2 separate regions of the Mus musculus genome follow, and region 2 is linked to region 1. Evidence: chromatin loops called from intact Hi-C (ENCODE). Cell type or tissue: left cerebral cortex. All regions are shown on one strand. Each heading gives the region's core, and the rest is flanking DNA. Links, peaks and the distances in the headings are about the cores only.

Region 1 (9,891 bases), core at 1,148-9,147:
AGAAAGAGCCTCCAAGTCTTACTTGTTTTGGAAGTTTTGTTTTGGAAAGAGACAGGGTCTTGCTGAGGGTGGCAGTGCATGATCCCAGCCCTCAAGGGGCTTAGGTCACAAGATGGCTTGAGCTCAGAACTTATAAGCCAACCTGGGGAAAATACTAGGCTCTTGTCTTAGACAAGCCGGGCTAGAGACACAGTGCAGTTGGTTGAAGGGATGTCTCTCGTGAAAGCGGCCCTGGGCTCAGTCCCCAGCACCACATAAAACTGGGTGTGGCAGCACATCCTGTAGTTCCTGCTTCCAGGAGACAGAGCTTGGAGAATCAGCTGGCTAAGGTCATCCTGGGCCACACAGCAATTCTGTGGTCAGTCTGGGCTATGAGATGTTGTCTTATCCTCACCCACACTAAAAGGAAAGAAACGGTAACTTATTATAAGACTGTCTTTGAACTTCTGGACTCAAAATCCTCTCGCCTCAACTCTTAGAAGCTGGGCAGCTAGAGATGTAGGCATTGCATCTGGATGAAAGTGACTTTTGAATTTCTCCAAATATCTTCTGTGGTACCATTAAGACGTCTGCTAGGGAAACAGGTTCTCAGAGGGACCAAAGACTCGGTGTCTGCCATCCCCACCACATGGTGCCACTTCTAAGTGAAAAGATCTACTCCGCACAGTCTAGACAGAATTCAAATAACCACTGTGCTTGCCCAAAAATGTCCTGTGTGAGTCCCTCCTGAATCCTTGGATCTGTTCCCAGGTGAAACGCGACCTATCATTTGGCTTCCTCACCCCTCCCCACCCTCTTGCAACGGCTCCTTTGAAGTATTCATGGAAATATCATCCAAGGACTCACTGTGTTCCAGACTATTCTGAAGCAAAACTGCCAAGAAGCTCACAGTTACCCTAACAACATGGTATTTAAGCTTATCGCTCCTTTCTTTTGCCAGTATGAAAACGCAAAGAGAACGTACATGCATGCCTGTAAGAGATCACCTTCGTGCCTCACTTGGCTAGGACTAGGGATTGCCTGTTACCGGGTAAGAGAGCAGAGGCCCGGGGGTCCTCCAAGTGGATTGTGGGGGCTTATGGGGATGGTGGGATGGCAGTGGTCTAATGAAAAAACTGTACTTCAAAATTGTTCATGAACAGAAACCTGGACTAGGAAACTAAAAATATCTTAAAAAAACAAAACAAAACAAAACAAAACAAAAAACCATGAAAACCTGGCCTGAGGAATCTGAGATGTAGAGAGACAGAGGGTAGCTCCCAGGCCCACACAAGCAGCTGTAGCGTCAATGTTTTTCTTTAAGTCTTTTTTTTTTTTTTTTTTTTTTTTAAATCAAGGACTGTTTGAAATTGTCCTTAGTTGTAAAGAGAAGAAAATGCCTTCCCATCACTGTCACCCTGATTCGGCAGTCATTAGCTTTAGATGCTCATTGTCTTCATCTTTGTCCCAGGGTTTCTCGCTAGAGCCTTTCAAGGTGAATTTTAGACATGAGACATCTCATCTGCAAATCCCTTAACATGGTCAGACTTGAATATAATTCCTGTCTTGCCTAGTACTAAAGATGGAGTTCTCCCATACCCAGGATGGTCTCAAACTCACTACCACAGATAACAATGAACTCTCAAGCTCTCTCTCTTACCTACCAAAACTGGGATGACAGACACAGGATTTTCTACCTAAACCATGATGTTATTGGCATCTGTCATGTTCACAGAGTCCCTGCCTGAGGCTGGGGATACCACCTTCAGAGCTGTCAACATGCCTTTGATCCCATCAATCAGGAGGCAGAGGCCAGGTAGTTCTCTATGAAGCCAAGGCCAGCCTGGTCTATACAGCAAGTTCCAGGCCAGCCAGGGCTACAGTAAGATCCTGTCTCAAGAAAAAAAAGTTGTTTTCTGTGCGTGTGCTCCATCACACCCCACACCTTTATCCCTCTTGATCTTGTGCCTCTAACAAACTCCAACTTACCCCTCATGGTCCATTTTAGTGATGTTTCTTCTCTGAGGCCATTTTTCTTCAGTCTTAGGGTAGATCTGATACTATTTCTTTGTGTCACCTTTAGGTCATAAGTGTACTTTTGCTCTGGAAATATTTATTTTGTAGAACTGTTTATGTATTTGATTTTTCATTATATTTGTTTATTTATCTACCAGTGAGGTCTCTGAGGGCAGGGGCTGTATATGTACATACATACTTTAATTCTTAGTATCATGTATATTGCTGAGCAGAGTACACTTCAGCAAATGTATGTCGACTGAATACATGTCTGTAAAACTTAAGGTGTGAGTCAAAACATGGACATGGCTGGAAAGCTGTGCTTCATATTTTCACAGCCTTTGAAACTCACTGTTCTTTTAACACAGAAAACAAACAGAAAACAAAATCTTGGCCTGGGGGCTCATAAATACAATCCCAATTCCTGATCAGCTGAGGAAGGAAGATAGTTTCAAGTTCAAGGCTAGCCTGAAATACCTGAGTTTCCAGCCATAAGTTTCACTAACAGGAACACTCAGTCTCTAAATAATTTAAAAAACAAAAATAAACAAAAAATGAGAGGAAAGATATATACCTACCATATATCCATCCACAAATAATGTTTTTTAATAGTTACATAATTATGTAGGACATATAAAGTATATGCTACATATGAATTCAGAAACACTGGTGAATTTTGAAGGTTTTTTTTTGTTTTTGTTTTTGTTTTTTTTTTGAGTAGCACTGGTATAGGTCGTGGACATCTATTGGTTGAATAGCAGATTCATCTAAGCTGACTCTAGTTGTGTTTTATGAAGTAGAAAAGAGGCCAGGATATGTTTTGGTAGAGGTGTGGTATAGTGAGGTGGGAGAGGTTGCCTCTGTGGGCCCATGCTGAGGCACCCCTTCCCCCTGAGGGACCAGCCACACAACAGATACAGTATAGAATAGAGTTTATTTAGGGCATGTGTAAGGGAGTTGAGAAAGTAGTAGAGACAGAGAAAGGGGGGGGGGCGGGGAGGGAAGAAGAGGAGAAGAGGGAAGGCCAGAATCATTGAGAGAGAGAGAGAGAGCAAAGAGAGGAGCTCCTTTCATAGTAAACTAGGCATACCTGGCAATTGCCAGGTAACCGTGGGGTGGAGCCTAGAAGGAATTCTAACAACTCTACTATGCTTAAGTGGAAACCAATTTGGACTGTATCTCCTAACTCTCTCTCTGCCAAGCTGGAGGAGCTCACGGAAGCTGAGGATGCTCTGTCTGAAGCCAACGCGTTGAATAACTGCAACGCCGAAGTGTGGGCCTATCTGGCTCTGGTCTGCCTGAAAGTGAGTGTTTCTTATTGTCCCTTCACAAGGCCCTCTCAGGGGTCAGGTGAAGGCCCAACTAAGAAAGAAAGGTAAGCTGGCTGTTAGCACACAGCAACTGAAGTTGGAAGAGTTCCAGATTTGTCTCTACTGATGACAAGGAGAATGTTCTGGGCGGTTCCTCCTTGAGATGGATGTGGTCAGTAACCTCCGATTCACATTTTACTAGGAAAGATGTTAATTGCTTCTTTCAGGTTGGACGACAACTGGAAGCAGAGCAGGCTTATAAGTACACAATAAAGGTATGCGACAGCTGATTGCCATTCTGAGAGTGTACAGACCATGAGAGCGCTCAGTGCCTGATGAATTCCCACCCAAGATCCAATACATTCCAATTCTTTGAGAGCTTCCATGGTGTCGAGAATACAGGAGAGGCCCATCCCGTCCCCACAAATCTGGAGCCTCTTAAATTAGGGGTCTTCAAAGTCACCTGGTGTGTTGGACATAACTTCTTCCCTGCCTTGTTTCTGCAGCTGAAACTGAAAGACCAGGCTCTACTTGAAGAAATCCACACTGTACAGGAAATGGTTGGTTTTGGAAATCCATCTTTCTGACAGCCTTACAAGTGGATATTTAATATGGAGCCCCAAGCACGTTTCCTTTCCAAACTGTCACCAGATGAAGCCTGCCCATCCCCACCCCTTTAGTTCACATTAAAAAAATATAAACCCCAAACTCAAAATTTATCATGTTTCTGGAGTCGTATGTATAGCACATTATATTTTATATGCTCTTATGTACATGTAGCTAATTAATAGCCACTATTTGTGGGTAGATATCTGGCATAATGGTGTGACTATTAGAATTACTTTTTAAAGTTTATCTGATCACCTTGTTGGTAAGATTCCCTGGAGGTGCACAATTGCCAAAGTTCTGGACCAATGTTACTGGGGCTTGGAAATTAAGGCAACATCTTCAAAGGTGGGACCAGAATACAACTGTGCTGTGTCACACACAGTTGACAGTGGGTAAGAGAACAGAGGATATTCCGGAGGCGGGGGAACCGTCGCAGGATGGAACGGCCTGCAAGGAACTCAGCACCGCCGCGGACAGGAAAGTCTCCCGCACGCCGCAGGCACTCAGCTGAAGACCGCCAGCAGCCCACGCCTACAGACACGCCTCTTCCGTAGCAGTCAAGGATCAGTCACCGGCGCCCTGTGGCACTCCCGGCGCTCGGTTGCCCTCCCGTGCGCATTGGAAGAGAAAGCGGAAGGGGCGGGCCGATCGGCCGGAGGCTTCCGCAGAGGGCTTTCCGGCTCTGGAGTGGTGCGGACGTCGCGTCGTGTGCCCGCCGGCCGCTTGGGGGCGCTCTTCCGGGCTTCAGGCTCTGTGCCGCGGGGCTGTGCAGCGGGACAGCTGGAGAGCCGCTCGCCCAGGCACCATGGTCCAGCTCAGTGAGTGCGCGGGGCTTCCGGGCGGGCGTGGGCTGCGGCGACCCGGGCTAGGCGCGGCCACATCGCCTTCCAGCGGAGCTTCGTCTCAGTCCGTCTCGCTTTTAGCAGTGGTCTCACTGGGTAGCTCTGGCTGGCCTGGAACTCGCAGCGTAAAGACGGGCTGGCTTCGAACTCCTTCCTAGACAGACCTTTGCCTCTGCCTCCCAAAGGCCCTGTGATTAGAGGCGTGCGCCACCGCGCCCAGCCTGTCTCAGTTTTTTACCACACATCGTAGAAATCGTTTTACAGATGAGGCACCTAAGGGTAAGACAAGGTCATGGCTTAGTAAATGGTGTTAGGGTCCGAGAATTTGGAAATAATCCAATATGAAAACCAAGTTTAAACCAGCAAGCTTATTTTAAAAGCTAATATTTCGGGGAGACGGCTGGGTTCGGGGTCCAAAACGTGACAGCGTGGGGCAAGACAGGACAACCTTTTAAAACATAAAAACCACAAATTGGATGGGCTAGGGACCACATGCATGGTTTTCCATACCTGTCATTTTAAGTGGGTTACTACCGGTCAAGTACCTCAGTTGGCTTTTTTTTTTTTTTAAACTTTTTATTAGGTATTTTCCTCATTTACATTATGCTATCCCAAAAGTCCCCCATACCCACCCCCCACTCCCCTACCCACCCACTCCCCCTTTTTGGCCCTGGCGTACCCCTGTACTGGGGCATATAAAGTTTGCAAGTCCAATGGGCCTCTCTTTCCAGTGATGGCCGACTAGGCCATCTTTTGATACATATGCAGCTAGAGACAAGAGCTCCTGGGTACTGGTTAGTTCATATTGTTGTTCCACCTATAGGGTCTCAGTTGGCTTCTTAACTTGGCCTGGATTGAGGCCAGCCAGTCAGAGCCTATATAGTGGCTGGTTGGTTTCAGTCCGGACTAGTTGCTAACCAACAAGGCATAGGGTGAGATATTGTGGCCTAAGTTCATATGGGGCGCCTGGGGCCAGAAGCCATTTCTGGGAATTCAGCTGTTTCTTAGAATTTATCTTAGTACAAAGTGGAGACTATTTACAAGATGGAGTCTCCAAGGGTAAAGTGGACCCCAACCTCGGCAGGACTGTGTTATGTGGATTTGGAAAAAAGGAGGTATGTCTGGTCTGGAGGGGTTAAGGAGGAGTTTCACCCACACGATTGTATCTAAGCTGGATGGGGCAGGGCATAGATTGGAAGTGAGAACATTGCAGTAGAAGGAGGAATTGTGCCTTTACCTTATATTACCTTATATTTTGAGTCTACTAAACATTTTTGCACCCTAACGAACTATTTCTCTACAGCAACCATTTTCTGCAAAGCCTACCACGGAGGCCACCTAACCATACGCCTTGCTTTGGGTGGCTGCACCAACCGGCCTTTTTACCGCATTGTGGCTGCTCACAACAAGTGCCCCAGGGATGGCCGATTTGTGGAGCAGTTGGGCTCCTATGATCCACTACCCAACAGTCACGGAGAAAAACTAGTTGCCCTCAACCTGGACCGTATCCGGCATTGGATTGGCTGTGGGGCTCACCTCTCTAAGCCTATGGAGAAACTTCTAGGTAAACCAGCCCTGAGCTTAGATAATTTAACAGATGTTATACTGTGGTCAACTCTGTGAGGATGGAAAAGAAGAATGGTTTCTATTCCATCCAAGCTGCTCTGGACAGGAGTGGAGGGTGAAGTAGTGTAACTGCCGTTTTTTAATCTGGAGACCCCCTTTATGGTCTCCTTTAGAACACTCCAAGTGACTGGGATTTTGTGCAAAAAAAATGGGACAACTGTGTCGTGGATACCTGCCTGTCAGTTTGTTTGTTTGTTTGTTTGTTTATTAGTGAGGAGAACGGTGTTAGGAAGTAGACAGTGAGCTTAGCAAGCCAGGAGCCTATTTCTTGCCTATGCTGTTGGTCAGGTGTTGGGTTTCAGTTCTGGGAAGCAGACTCTTGGGAAACTACATGTGAGCTACATTATAATGAGAATCCTGTTGCTTTTAGGTCTGTCTGGCTTTTTCCCCCTTCATCCAATGATGATCACCAATGCTGAGAGACTACGGAGGAGGAGAGCACGAGAGGTCCTCTTAGCGTCTCAGAAAGCAGAGTCAGAGGCCAAAGAGACAGAAGCAAGCTGACTTCAGTGAACACTGCCGTGGCCGCAAAGTCAAGGGCCTGTGAAACTTGTGCATAAAGTTTTGTGTTGGGTTTTAAGGATCAATAAATGGAGTTTTCTAAGTCACGGTCCTCTGGCATAGCCTGAGCAGGAGTCAGACAGAGGTTTCTTTTGTCTGATGTTAGAGCTGGATGTAGATACCTGCTTGGCTTTCCTACCTTACCTTGTGGCATGCAGGGGGTACAGGGAGGTTTGGGCTTTGGGTTAGGCCCTGGTCACACGGGCAGCTTTACAGTTTGCTGGTATCCAGTACGTTCCTGCTTCAGAGTCCTCAGCCGAGTGTTCTTGGCTCATTCAAATGTTTTCTTTAAGACAGGGTTTTTCTCTGCAACCCTGGCTGGTGTGGAGCTTGTTTTATGTAATCTATACACCAGCCTGACCTTGAACTTGTAGTGTCCTCTGAGTGCTAGGATTACAGGGAGGGCTTCTATGCATGGCCCAAATGCTTCCTTAACCACTTGGATCATCCCAAAGGTGAAGAAGACAATCGCCTTGTGTATTGTCTGTTTCCTTGACACATGAGCTCATGTATACAAAGACTCTGATGGAAAAGTTGGGGCTTTAATAGCCTTACCTTTTTTTTTTTTTTTATTGTTTTCTTTTGTTTGTTTTTCTTTTCTGAGATTGGTTTCTCCGGAACAGAACTGACTTTGTGTGCCAGGCTGGCCACCTGCCTCTGTCTGCTGCGTGGCGGGAATGAAGGCGTCCTCCGCTACCCTTTAAAGAGTAATCAGAAGGAAGTGCATCCAAAGGCTGAGAGTCTGTCGCTGTGTGTTCTGTATCACAGCTGTGGGTCAGTCAGATCCACGGTTACAGATGAGGGAGGCTATGCTCAGGAGTAGGAAACATAACTTGAGAACAACTTGGGATTCAAACTCCGTATGTCTACCTACAAAGTATTTTCCTACATATAATGTTGCCTATATGAAAGGAAAAACAAATGATAAGACAGCCATTCCAAAGCTCACTTTAAATGCCAGTGGGAAGCCTAGAACATGGCTCAGGACGTAAAGCGCTTTATTTTTACCTTAGCTCTGAGGTACTGAGTTCACATCCTTAGACCCCATGTACTAGTTAGACAGGAAGCAAAGAGTCTGCAATAGCAGCATCCTACAGGGACATGGGACGGTGGAGAGACAAAGGAATCCTCAGACACGGGCAAGCTGGCATGCACAGTGGAGAAACAACACAGACATCTTGTGTCAAATGAGGTAGGAAGTGAAGACTGACACCTAAGGTGGTATCTGACCTCCATGTGTTAAAGCATGCACATGCCCACTCTAACCAACACATGAATGTGCACGCATACACAGAACAGTCTATGATAGAGTCGTGTTTAGGTATTGTGAGTTCAGTATGTAAATGACAGGCTGTATGAAATCAAACACACCGTCTGCCTCACAGTGCCCCAGAACCATGGGATTCTACAGCTATAAACACGAATCACAGGTTTGCTTTTACGTGCTGGTTAATGTAGGTTTTAAGTTCTAGAGTAAGGCTACATTCTTTAGGAATGTAGTGCTCTGGCCTGTTTTATCTGGATTCTGAGAATAGTTACTTATGTACATTCAGAGGTTGCTCTCCATCCAGTGTGGCTGCTGGTTTTCCTTCACTGGGCATGAAGGAACTTTGAAAGTAGGTAAGAGAGGAACTAAGTTTAGTTGGCCTTGATTTTTAGATCCGAGGAGGGGAAAAGCCGAAGAAGCACTGAACTATTTAAAATGATAGGATGGGTGGGTCAGTGCAATTAGTTTCCATTGCTGTGTGAGGTGACTGCAGCAGGTGAGTGGCGCTGATTCTGTGCTGCCAAAGATACACATCCTTTGAGATAAAAGGCATTCTTAAAAGTTGTGCTTTGTGTATTTTGATTGATACAGGCTATTCCTGCATGGACTGAGGGATTCATCCCAGATGAAGTCATCTAAGCCTATAGTTGTACTCTGAGTATCACCTTAAAAAACACATTAACCTTTGGGTTGAACATGTCAAGTTTCCCAGTTTTCCTTATTTTGTATGATTGTGTATGATTGTGTGTGTTTGTGTGTGTGTAGGCCAAAAGACAACTTGACAGAGTATGTTCTCTCCTGCCACTGTATGGGTCCCAGAGGTCGTCAGGTATGGCGGCATGCCCTCCAACCCGCTGAGCATCCTCTCCAGCCCGAGCATCCGCTCTCTATTCGGAAAACTTTCGTTGTGTCTTGTACCGTACTCTCATGTATCATTGAGCTGTGCAGGGAACTGGGAGGAAGCGCAGTAGTGGCTGGCACCGGGTGGGGCGTGCCTCCTCTCCAGAAGACGCCACCGCCGTCTCATTTTACTTCGCGGGCGAGAGCGAGGCTGCTTTGCGGCTGCCGTAAAGTGCGGCTGGCCCCGCCCCCGGCGCTTCTCCTGTGACGCAGGCGCCCAGAGTTATTTGGGCGGGAAAAGGCGGCCGGCGGTCCGCTGTCCAGCAGAGCGGCTGTGGCTACAGCTTCCCCGGGTTCGCGGAGCAGCCTCTTCCCTGGCATGGGGCTGCTGGAGCTGTGCGAGCAGGTGTTTGGCACCGCCGACCTCTACCAAGTGCTGGGCGTGCGGCGCGAGGCTTCGGACGGCGAGGTCCGACGCGGCTACCACAAAGTGTCCCTGCAAGTGCACCCCGACCGAGTAGAGGAGGACCAGAAAGAGGACGCCACCCGCCGCTTCCAGGTTTGTGGGCCCGCGTTCGGACTGCTGCCCGGACTTGTGCTCTCGCGGGGCCCCTGCTCCTAGGACAGCGCACTGCTGATCCTCGGCCTGGCATTTTTCAGCTTTTCTAGCTGCCCTGTTTCGGTGGGAGGTTCAGGATGACTTTTGGATACTCTGCTTACAGATCTTGGGAAGAGTCTACGCGGTTCTGAGTGACAAGGAACAGAAAGCAGTGTACGATGAACAGGGGACAGTGGACGAAGACTCTGCTGGCCTCAACCAAGACCGGGACTGGGATGCATA
Region 2 (9,891 bases), core at 1,064-9,063, 54 kb before region 1:
AAGTGAATGAATAGCCTTGGTAGCTGCTTTAAGAAAGATGATCAGAAGAGAATAAGACAGTGAATGTGAGGGTTCCAAAGTGATTATATGCATACGCTGGGGCAGGGAGGGAGGCACCCTAAGCCAGACCACAGACTAGACTTGCCTGAAACTCACTCTCTTCTTTCTATCTGTGTGGCATATGTGAAGGCTTTAGAGTGTGCCAAGGCATAATTGAAAGCTAGTTCCCTCCCCACTCCCCAGTCATCTGTCAGACTGGCTGCCACAAAGCTTACACCTCTTGGTCTATCAACATATCTCTCTTCCTCACTAGACTTGGGGGCTTATATCTCCTCAGCATCTGTCCCTGTCCCTAACTTAATGCAGTTTTAAATGATTTTGACAGAAATGGAATGGATTAGAATAAAACACTTAGACTCAAAGGTGTATTTGTTTGGCACAAGGAACCCAGATGAGCTAGCTCATATGGTACAGATCCCTAATACATACTTGATAAGAACATTGCCAGTGCCACTGAGGCCCTGAAAGGGCCTGGAAGCATTTGGGTGACAAGTCAGGCTTTTAGGCAAGGGCAAGACTGAGGGAGTCACTGGGAAATGGCATGGTGACTGTGAAGTCTGAAGGCATTACCTGTCCCACATGGATGCACACAGTATGCACAGATGCACAGGTCCTCAGAGATATGTTCTACTTCAGATTTCAAATTTATTTTCAGTAAACACACAAAACAAATCTACGACAGATCTACATATCTCAGTCCTTGTACTTAATTTAGATTCTTTCTCCCATTTGCCTGACTTTTCTCTTCCCTTCCCTTCCCTCCCTCAACCCCAAACAGTCCCACATCTGCTTTCCTGTAATGTGTGTTTAAACCTAGGTGCTGCCTAGGGGAGGGAAGATGTGGTATTTGTCTCTTTTCCCTTGCATTATCCTTCTTTATCCCTCCTCCCTTTGTACCCTCCTTCTACACACCCACTTCTATCTCTTGTCATGTATATATTACATATTTAAATATAAATACTTCATATGAGAGAAAATACACAGATTTGTCTTTCTGAATCTAAGTTCATTATTCTTTACACTTTACTGTATATATAATATATATGGTTCTTTTTTGTATTTCTTCTTCTTTTTTTTTTTCTTCTCAAGACAGGGTTTCTCTGTATAGCCCTGATTGTCCTGGACCTCACTCTGTAGACCAAGCTGGCCTCAAACTCAGAAATCCTCCTGCCTCTGCCTCCCACGTGCTGGGATTAAAGGAGTGTGCCACCACTATCTGGCTAATGTATATGGTTCTTATATAATATTTTCTCCATTCGTCTTGTGAGCTTCCAGGCTGGTTCCATACCTTGGTTCTTGTGAATAGTGATACAATGGACATGAGGTACAAATGTCTCTGTGTATGATGGATAATATGACAATTTTATTTCTTCCTTTTTCATATGTATGGGTGTTTTGCGCGAATGTATGTCTGTGCACCACATAACATCTCTGGTGTCCTTGGAGGTCAGAAGAGGGCATCAGATCCAGTGGATCTGGAATTTACAGAGAGTTGTGAGCCACCATGTAGGTGCTGGGATGGACCCTGAGTTCCCAGAAGAGCAGCCGGTGCTCTTCACCCTCAGCCATGTCTCTCACTTGCCATTATTACTTTTGTGAGGAACCTCCATATGGATTTTCATAGTGGCTGTGCTAGTTTACTTTCCTGGCAGTGGTGTGCAAGGCTTTTCCTCATCATATTTCACTTTGGATTGAAGTAGAAAACCCAATCTTTAAGATGAGTGAGTGAGAGAGAGAGAGAGAGAGAGAGAGAGAGAGAGAGAGAGAGAGAGAGGCGTGCAGGGGGAGGAGGAGGGATGGTTCCCTTGGCAGTCCTTACACAGTGTGCATCCCTGAAGGCCGGGATTCCACCCCTAGCACAGCATACTCTTAAATAATCCCAGGAGGTAGAGGTAGGGGAAATTAGGAGTTCAAAATCAGCCTTAGCTATCTTAGTTTCTTTTTTGTTTTTGTGGTTTTTTCTTTGAACTGTGATAGAATACTCTGACAGTGGTGACTTACGGTGGAAAGGCTTGTTCTTAGCCCACAGTTCCAGGTTACAGTCCATCATGGTGGTGAACCTAGTCACACTTGTCAGCCATCAAAGAGAAGCGTGTGCTGCGGCTAGTGCTCAGCTGGCTTTCTCTCTTCATACAGGAGCCCAAGGCCAGGGAGTGGAGCCCCCAAGACGAGGGAGTGGAGCCCCACCGGAGCTCAGTCTCTCCACTTCAGCATGACCAAAACTAGCTCCTACAGGCACACAACTTCAGGAGTGTAGAGAGTTCTCAAGCTGACAGTACTAACTTTCACAGGGCTAGCCTAGGCTATATGAGATCCTGTCTCAAAACAAGCATACATTTATTATCTATCTGTCTGTCTGTCTATCTATCTATCTATCTATCTATCTATCTATCTATCTATCTATCTATCTATCTGGTGGGAAGGGTTTGTCTGTGTAGCCCTGGGTGACTGGTTTTGAACTCACTATGTAGACCAGGTTGCCCTAGAACTCACAATCCTCCAGCCTCAGCTTCCTGCATGTCAAAGTTACAGGGGTATATGCTGTCACACCTGGACAACAGTTTAGCTTTGAAATTGTCTGTAAAAGTATTTGAAAATATCGATGTAGAGACCTAAGCCTTTGCCGTTCCAAGTTTCCATAGACCTGGGACATAATCTTGGAAGGGAGCCTCCCATACGTGGGAACGTGGGTGGAAGGAACAGTGAGTGATGGCCGTCCCAGTCTCTGCCTTCTGATCATTTGCATTTCATGGACCACTTATGTGTTGAGGGACTTTTAACATCAATTAGTGGAGCCAGGCCTATGGCGACTTCCTGTCCAGCAGCCGAGGTGGCAAAGAGTGGGCTAAAAAGTGGGTTAAGCAGGGATAAGCAATGCTAGCCTGTAATGTGTCTGCAGCTCCTGTGGTCCTGGGTACGATGTTGTCCACGAGGAAACAAACTCATCTGTTATCTTCATAGAGGCCAAAGAAGACCAGAGAGACTTTGACCAAGTGCAGACATGGACCAGACGTCAAGCACAACGAAAATTGTGCACATTACTGTGACAAATGGATATGATTTGGTAAATTGACTCTTGAAAGCCCAGAGTCCCTATTTAGAGCACGGGGACTGGGGGGGTGGGGGTGGGGCAAGACCAAAGTTCTGTGTAATCTCCCTCTAAGCAGAGTGAGCTTCTCAAGGTGTTCCGTGGTGGTAGTCTGTACTCTGCGAGTCATCTTGCGGCATGTCTAGAATAGAATACCTGGCCTTTTGAATGCTAAATTTAGCAAGGTTTAAACAAATCATTTCTGTTTTGCTATGTAATTTCTTCCCCCTTACCCTTTCTTCTGAGACAGAGGTTCACTAGCTGAGCCTCCCTCAAATTCACAGCAATCCTTCAGTTTCAACCTCCTAGTTGCTGAAATTACAGCTCAAGCCACACCATCTGACTTAGAATTCCTTTCTTCTGAAAAGGATCTAAACTATTCCTGCATTCTCCATCTGAGTAATCTCATTTCAGGATCTCAAATAATAGACCTCTAATAACCACTAAGAATTAGGTGAATAATAAAATGGGAAAATATTCAATGTCCTGAAGTTTACAGAGCTGTTGTTTAAAAGGGCATAGTTAATAAGTTGTTTGTTTAATAATGCACATATAAAAATATATACATGTTAACGGGACAGTGGTGGTGCACGCCTTTAATCCCAGCACTTGGGAGGCAGAGGCAGGCAGATTTCCGAGTTCGAGGCCAGCCTGGTCTACAGAGTGAATTCTAGGACAGCCAGGGCTACACAGAGAAACCCTGTCTTGAAAAACCAATATATATATATATATATATATATATATATATATATATATATATATATATATTCACAGAAGCATAAAATATATTCTAAATGTTAATAGTCCCTGCACAATAAAGCCGCAGGATTTTATTTCCCTGTGTAGTTTTTTCTCACTTTTTAAAGATGTATGGCATTTGAAACTGTAACATGATGTTTGTGCCCACAGAAAGGCTTCAAAGGAGACACCCCAGTTACTTTTGTCCGTGCAGAATTCAACCAGACAGTTCTTGGAGACTCTTCAAAAGTCACTGTCTCTCCCGAAGGAACTGCAAAGTACAACTTTACTAGCAACATTGACCTCAGCCCAGATGGAGGCGGTGCCTTAGATGACCTCGCCCACAAGCCTTTATTCTGTAAGTCTCGTGGTTCTAAGTGCCTTGCAAGGAGCTTCTGAGCGCGGAGTCCCGGGGATGGGCGAAGTGCCAGCTTCACCGCCCCGCTCCCGCTCACCCACTCCCTCAGTCCTCCTCCCAATCCTTACCATTGCCAGGCTTTAGGGAGAAATGATTTTTAAGGAAGAAAAACCCAAAGAACTTGATACAAGCTTTAAAATCACCCATTGTTTATTTGACATTCAAGCCTAACTGGGTATCCTGTATTACCTGTGCTTTTGTATATACACCATCAAGAGTGGCCATTTTTCATTTGCCTCTCTGGCTAAATTTTCAATTCCTAGAAATATCTGTAGCATAACAAGCATTCAGAGTCTCTGTGGAGTGAGGCAGATGGAAAGATGAGTGGTTTCTGCGTCTGTGTTTTCCTGGTTTCCATGTAGACTTTATGTCTTTGTAGCTGATGTAATTTGTTGCACTGTTTGCTAGGTCTTTTACTTTGTTTCGTTTTAATCTGCTCTCCCCTCCCCCTTTCCCTCCCTCTCTCTTTCTGTGTATGTGTGTGTGTTGTGCGCACATGTATTTTGGTGCATATGTGAGTGAGGAGGCCAAGGATCAATGTTAGGTGTCTTCCTGTATTACTGTTCACCTTGGCTTTGGAGATAGGGTCTCTCCTTGGCTATCCAATTAGTTCCAGGAATCTACCTATGTCAAGATTGCCCGCCCCCACCCCACCCCTACCCTAACCACAACCATGGCATCTCATATAAAATCATTTATTTGTAGCTTGTTTACATTCAGGATTTAGTTCATTGTCGTCATGGTGGAAAGTATGGCAGCTCACAGGCAGACATGGTGCTGGAGAAGGAGCTCAGAGTTCTACATCCAGATCAGGAGGCAGCAGGAAGAGAAAGAGATTCTAGGCCTGGCTTGAGCATTTGAAACCCCAAAATCCACTCTCAGTGACACACTTCCTCCAACCAGGCCATACCTCCTCCAACCAGGCCACACCTCCTCCAACCAGGCCACACCTCCTAATGCCACTCTGTGAGCATTCAAGTATATGAGCCAATGGGGGGTCATTCTTATTCAACCCACATATGCTTGCCACAGGCTCCCAAGTTTTATGTGGGTGCTAGTCAGGGTCTCATGAAGACTAGGTGGTAGAATACTTGCCTAGTGTGCACTGAGGAAACTGACTACTCTGAAGGGTAGGCCGCATGCCCAGGGTAGCTGGCCAATAGGAAATGTATTCAATGGCATCTTTGGAGATTCATTGTCTCATAATATCATATGAGGGCTTTTTATTATTCTAACATTTTAATTTTTATGTTACATTTTTTTAACCCTACAGGTCCTTTGCACAGACATTATGCCTTCCAGTCTAGTGGGTTTGCTTTTTTTTTTTTATGAGATTGTTGGGTGTGCAAACAAGTGGGTTTCTCTAGCTACATCAGGTTCTTTTGCCTTTCCTTGGTTTCTTTTCCTTTTGCTTGTTTGTTTTGTTCTATTCCAATGTGTTAGTTTTTATTTCATCATATTATATTACAGTACATTATATTATATTATGTATCCTTGGAAGTCTGTTTTCTAATGAGAGACAGAAACAGGGTGGATACAGAAGTGGGGAGAAGCTGGGATAAATATGGGAGGGTGTGGCGGTTTTAATGAAAATGGCCTCCAAAGGATCAAAGGAAGTGGCTTTATTTGAAAGAATCAGGATGTGCAGCTTCTTGGTAGGCGTGATCTTGTTAGAGGACGTGTGTCACCACAGAGGGGTGGGCTTTGAGGATTCAGAAGCTCAAGCCAAGCCCAGTGTCTCTTCCTGCTGCCTGCTGATCCAGATGTAGGACTCTCAGCGCCTTCTTCAGCACCATGTCTGCCTGTAATCCTGCCATGTTTCCCGCCATGACAGTGATGGATTAAACCTCTGAAACTGTAATGCAGCCCCAATAAAATGTATGCCTTTATAAGAGTTGCTATGGTCCTGGTGTCTCTTCACAGTAATAAACGCCTAACTAAGAAAGAAGGGAACTGTAATTGGGATACATTGCATTGGGGGAGGGGGTTCTTCAATAAAGGGAAAGAACTATAGTTAGATAATGAAAACTGATAACTAAGAGGAAACTCATCTAATTGACTCTCATTATTAAATGTTGGACTGAAAAGAATTAATGTTCAAATACCTAAAATATAGTATTCAGATATCTGGAAAACCAAAATGAAAAAAAAAATGCTTCTACTTGGAAGGCAAAGGCATGTGGATCTCTGTGAATTTGAGGCCAGTCTGGTGTATATACTGAGTTCCAGAACAGCCAGACATCAGCGTGATACCCTGTCTAAAAAAAATTAAAAAAAAAAAAAAAAGAAAGGAAGGGGAAAGAAAAGAAAAGGGCTTCATAAGATGAGTTGTACACTGTAAACAAAACCTATGGAACATTTTTTGATTTTTGAGACAGAGTTTGTCTGTGTATCCTGGAACTTACTCTGTAGACCAAGCTGGCCTCAAATTCACATAGATCCTCCTGCCTCTGCCTCCCGAGTACACACCACCACTGCTGGTCTCATAGGGTATTTTTTAAATCAGTGATTGATATTGGAGGGCCCAGTCCATTGTGGGTGGTGTCATCCCTGGGCTGATGGTCCTGGATTCTAGAAGAAAGCAGGCTAAGCAAGCCACGAGGAGCAAGCCAGTAGGCAGCACCCCTCCATGGCCTCTGCATCAGCTCCTGCCACCAGGTTCCTGCCCTGACTTCCTTTGATGATAAACAGTGATGTGGACTGTAAGCCAGATAAATACTTTTCTCCCCAAGTTGCTTTGGTCATGGTGTTTCACCACAGCCACGATAACCCTAACTAAGACAGTAGGCACACCTGTAATCCCAGGACTCAGGAAGTGGAGGAGGAAGGATCAGGAGTTCACGGTCATCCTTGGCTATACGGTGAGTTTGAGGAAAGTCTGAGATACGTGAGGTCCTAGCTAAAAATGTTAATTTCTAAAGAATTTCCAAGAAACACAGTTTCACCATTAGTCCAGGCTGACCTTGAACTTGCAAGTCTTTCTTCCACCACCTCTGTCGTTAATCTTTAATGATAACTATGATAGGAAGCAGTGGTGCTTTCTGATGCTAAGGAGTAGTAGCTTTGTGGCCAGCAGCTGTGTGCATCATGCCTTTACACATATGTTCTGCGTGACTCCGAGGTACTATCTATTCCGTGTAATTCATGGCAGAAAGTTCAGAAGTCACAGAGCAAGTGACTTCCCACTGGCTCCCACTAGTCCCCGATGCACCTTCCTGGATTTCGGGATAATTGTGCTGCTGCTGTTGTTGGTGTCCGTCCTGGAATCTGAAGCCTCAAGCAAGCGTTCTTTTCATTGCGCTATACATCCCATGACAGAATTCACTTTCTCTAACTTAGACTTTGCTTGCCAAGGCTTTGTTGTCTGGTGGAGTGGTTAGAAATGCTCTCATTTTCTTTGCTTTGACTTTTCTAGTAACGGTGACTGAAGTTTTGCCAAAGGAAAAGAAACAGAAAGATGAAAAGACCTTAATTCTTGGCCAAGCTGTGGTGGATCTTCTTCCTTTACTAGAAGGTCAGAGGTATACTCTATCCAAAAGCAAAAAATAGCAAAACTCATAAAACCTACACCCCGTAATGTGTGAAACCCAGCCTCCTTAACTTTGAAGGAGTTTAGTGGAAGATGAAGACATGACTGTGCCATAACAGCTTTGATCTGACCCTTTGTTCTCTGGCTCAACTTGACCTTACAGGAGAGGAGTCATTTGAAACAACGGTCCCATTACACCCTGTGCCTGGGTCACCCTTGGAAACTCCTTTGCCAGGCTCTAAGGTAACCCGAGTTTTAAGTCTTAGTGTTTTCAGCCTGCCTCATAGTCCAGATATAAGGTCCAGGGCAGGTGAGTGCAATGCACTGGTCACTTCCTTTCACAATACTGATGGTGCTGGTTTCTGGTAAGCAGGGACAAATAAACTAAGCCCCACCCCATGGTTTATCACCCAGTGTGATGAACTGACGAGGCAAAGAGCAAGTATTGGCTACTTCATCCAGAAGTATGTTATGGAAGGCTTAGCTATGGAAATGCTTGTTGTTGTTGTTGTTAAATATTTATTTATTTAATATATGTGAGCACACTGTAGCTATCTTCAGACACACCAGAAGAGGGCATCGAATCCCATTACAGATGGTTGTGAGCCACCACGTGGTTGCTGGGAATTGAACTCAGGACCCCTGGAAGAGCAGTCAGTGCTCTTAACTGCTGAGCCATCTCTCCAGCCCTGGAAATGCTTCTTGAGCTATGTGCCTGTGGGTTAAATTACATATGACAGTATACTGCCCGAATTACATATGACAGTATACTGCCCGCCCGGGTAGACATAGCAGCTTGCCTCTGGTTTTTTGTTTTGTTTTCTGAGACAGGTTTTCTCTGTGTAGCCCTGGCTGTCCTGGAACTCATTTTGTAGACCAGGCTGGCCTTGAACTCAGAAATCCACCTGCCTCTGCCTCCCAAGTGCTGGGATTAAAGGCATGCACCACCACTGCCCAGCTTGGTTGAAGACTTCTAATTCAATAGTGCCAGCCAACACCATGTCCTGAATTTCAGAATGTGAGACTGCACTGCACTGGAATCTCTGCAGTGGCACCCTATAAACATCTAAGACACAGCATTCTAACCCTGAACTCACGCTCTTCCCCTAAACTTGCTCTTTCTTTCCTCTTAGTGTCTCAGGCCCATGGCTTTGCCCATCCATGAAATTACATGACAGGATCTAAGTGGCAGCCACGGATCCTGACGACCGGTCTCCCAGTCCAGCCTCATTAGAGCCTTTATTCCGTTTCCCTACTCGATGCTCCTTACCGCAGCTTTCATCGGGTCCTGGGCATAATCTTGGCACTTGACCTCCCCCCTCCCCCACTCCAGCCTTCCCGCTGCTTACACAGTAACTTAAAAGCAAATCTGATTACATCGTCTCCCTGCCTAGTGTGGCTCAGGACTTATCCACTGTGTGCGTCACGGTCCAGATCCGTCTCCCAGTTGATTGACGTGACTCACGGCACCTATGCATTTCGTTCCAGTAACCCGAACTGTGCCCTTACCTCTGCCTGAAGGCGGCACACTGTTTCAGCCCTTTACTGTAACTTTTCTTTGGACCAAGAATTATTATTTTTTTAATTGGATATTTTCTTAATTTACATTTCAAATTGGTCTCCCCTTCGGAAACCCCCTAATCCCTCCCCCTCCCCCTGCCTCTATGAGGGTGCTCCCCCAGTCACCCACCTACTCCTGTCTGCCCACCCTGCCATTTCCCTACACTGGGGCATCGACCCCCTTAGGCCCAGGGGCTGCTCCTCCCACTGACGTCTGACAAGGCCATCCTCTCGGAGCCATGGGATGGACCTTGAATTTTTTTTTTTTATTTCCCTTGTTGATCCAAGCCACAGACTCCTTGATATCCTGTGAAAGCAGGATCTGATAGCGTTGTTTCCTCATCTTCTACAACCCAATAATTAGTTATCCTCTCCCTCTCTGGTGCTTCCCAACAGCAGTATTCTGTGCAGGACTTGTCATAACTCATTAAACTGTAATATGAGTTTCATAATGAAAGGGAAAGTGTCTTCTTCTTCATCACCAGCACATTATTAGCA

What was found. A loop is a pair of places that touch in the nucleus more often than their neighbours do. Peaks named below come from ENCODE experiments on the same cell type or tissue, not always from the same donor. Only the 100,000 strongest peaks of a DNase experiment are listed, where the experiment ranks them.
Region 2: a loop joins it to region 1, with 1.9 times the contacts of the local background. A loop is called at or near these places in 8 of 42 quality-filtered maps.

What each region holds. Positions count from the first base shown.
Region 1 is chr14:20,388,322-20,398,212 of GRCm38, reverse strand. Mrps16 (mitochondrial ribosomal protein S16) reads left to right here and starts at 4,579. Exons shown (of 3, transcript NM_025440.3): 1 at 4,579-4,732; 2 at 6,060-6,320; 3 at 6,753-6,991. The coding sequence starts at 4,720. The coding sequence ends at 6,886. Cfap70 (cilia and flagella associated protein 70) reads left to right here. Exons shown (of 29, transcript NM_029698.1): 26 at 941-1,030; 27 at 3,198-3,299; 28 at 3,533-3,580; 29 at 3,812-4,023. The coding sequence ends at 3,892. Dnajc9 (DnaJ heat shock protein family (Hsp40) member C9) reads left to right here and starts at 9,303. Exons shown (of 5, transcript NM_134081.5): 1 at 9,303-9,609; 2 at 9,773-9,891. The coding sequence starts at 9,430. In left cerebral cortex, for the core only: a CTCF peak has its summit at 4,636 (motif pointing right); a DNase peak (open chromatin) is centred at 4,517; H3K4me3 peaks cover 1,821 bases; H3K27ac peaks cover 1,518 bases.
Region 2 is chr14:20,441,788-20,451,678 of GRCm38, reverse strand. It overlaps Cfap70 (cilia and flagella associated protein 70), which reads left to right. Exons shown (of 29, transcript NM_029698.1): 2 at 3,022-3,124; 3 at 4,058-4,244; 4 at 7,720-7,818; 5 at 7,997-8,076. The coding sequence starts at 3,062. Among named protein-coding and RNA genes, the nearest start is that of Cfap70, 5.5 kb to the left of the region's middle. In left cerebral cortex, for the core only: no CTCF peak of the experiment used is centred there; DNase peaks (open chromatin) are centred at 4,308 and 4,591; H3K27ac peaks cover 279 bases.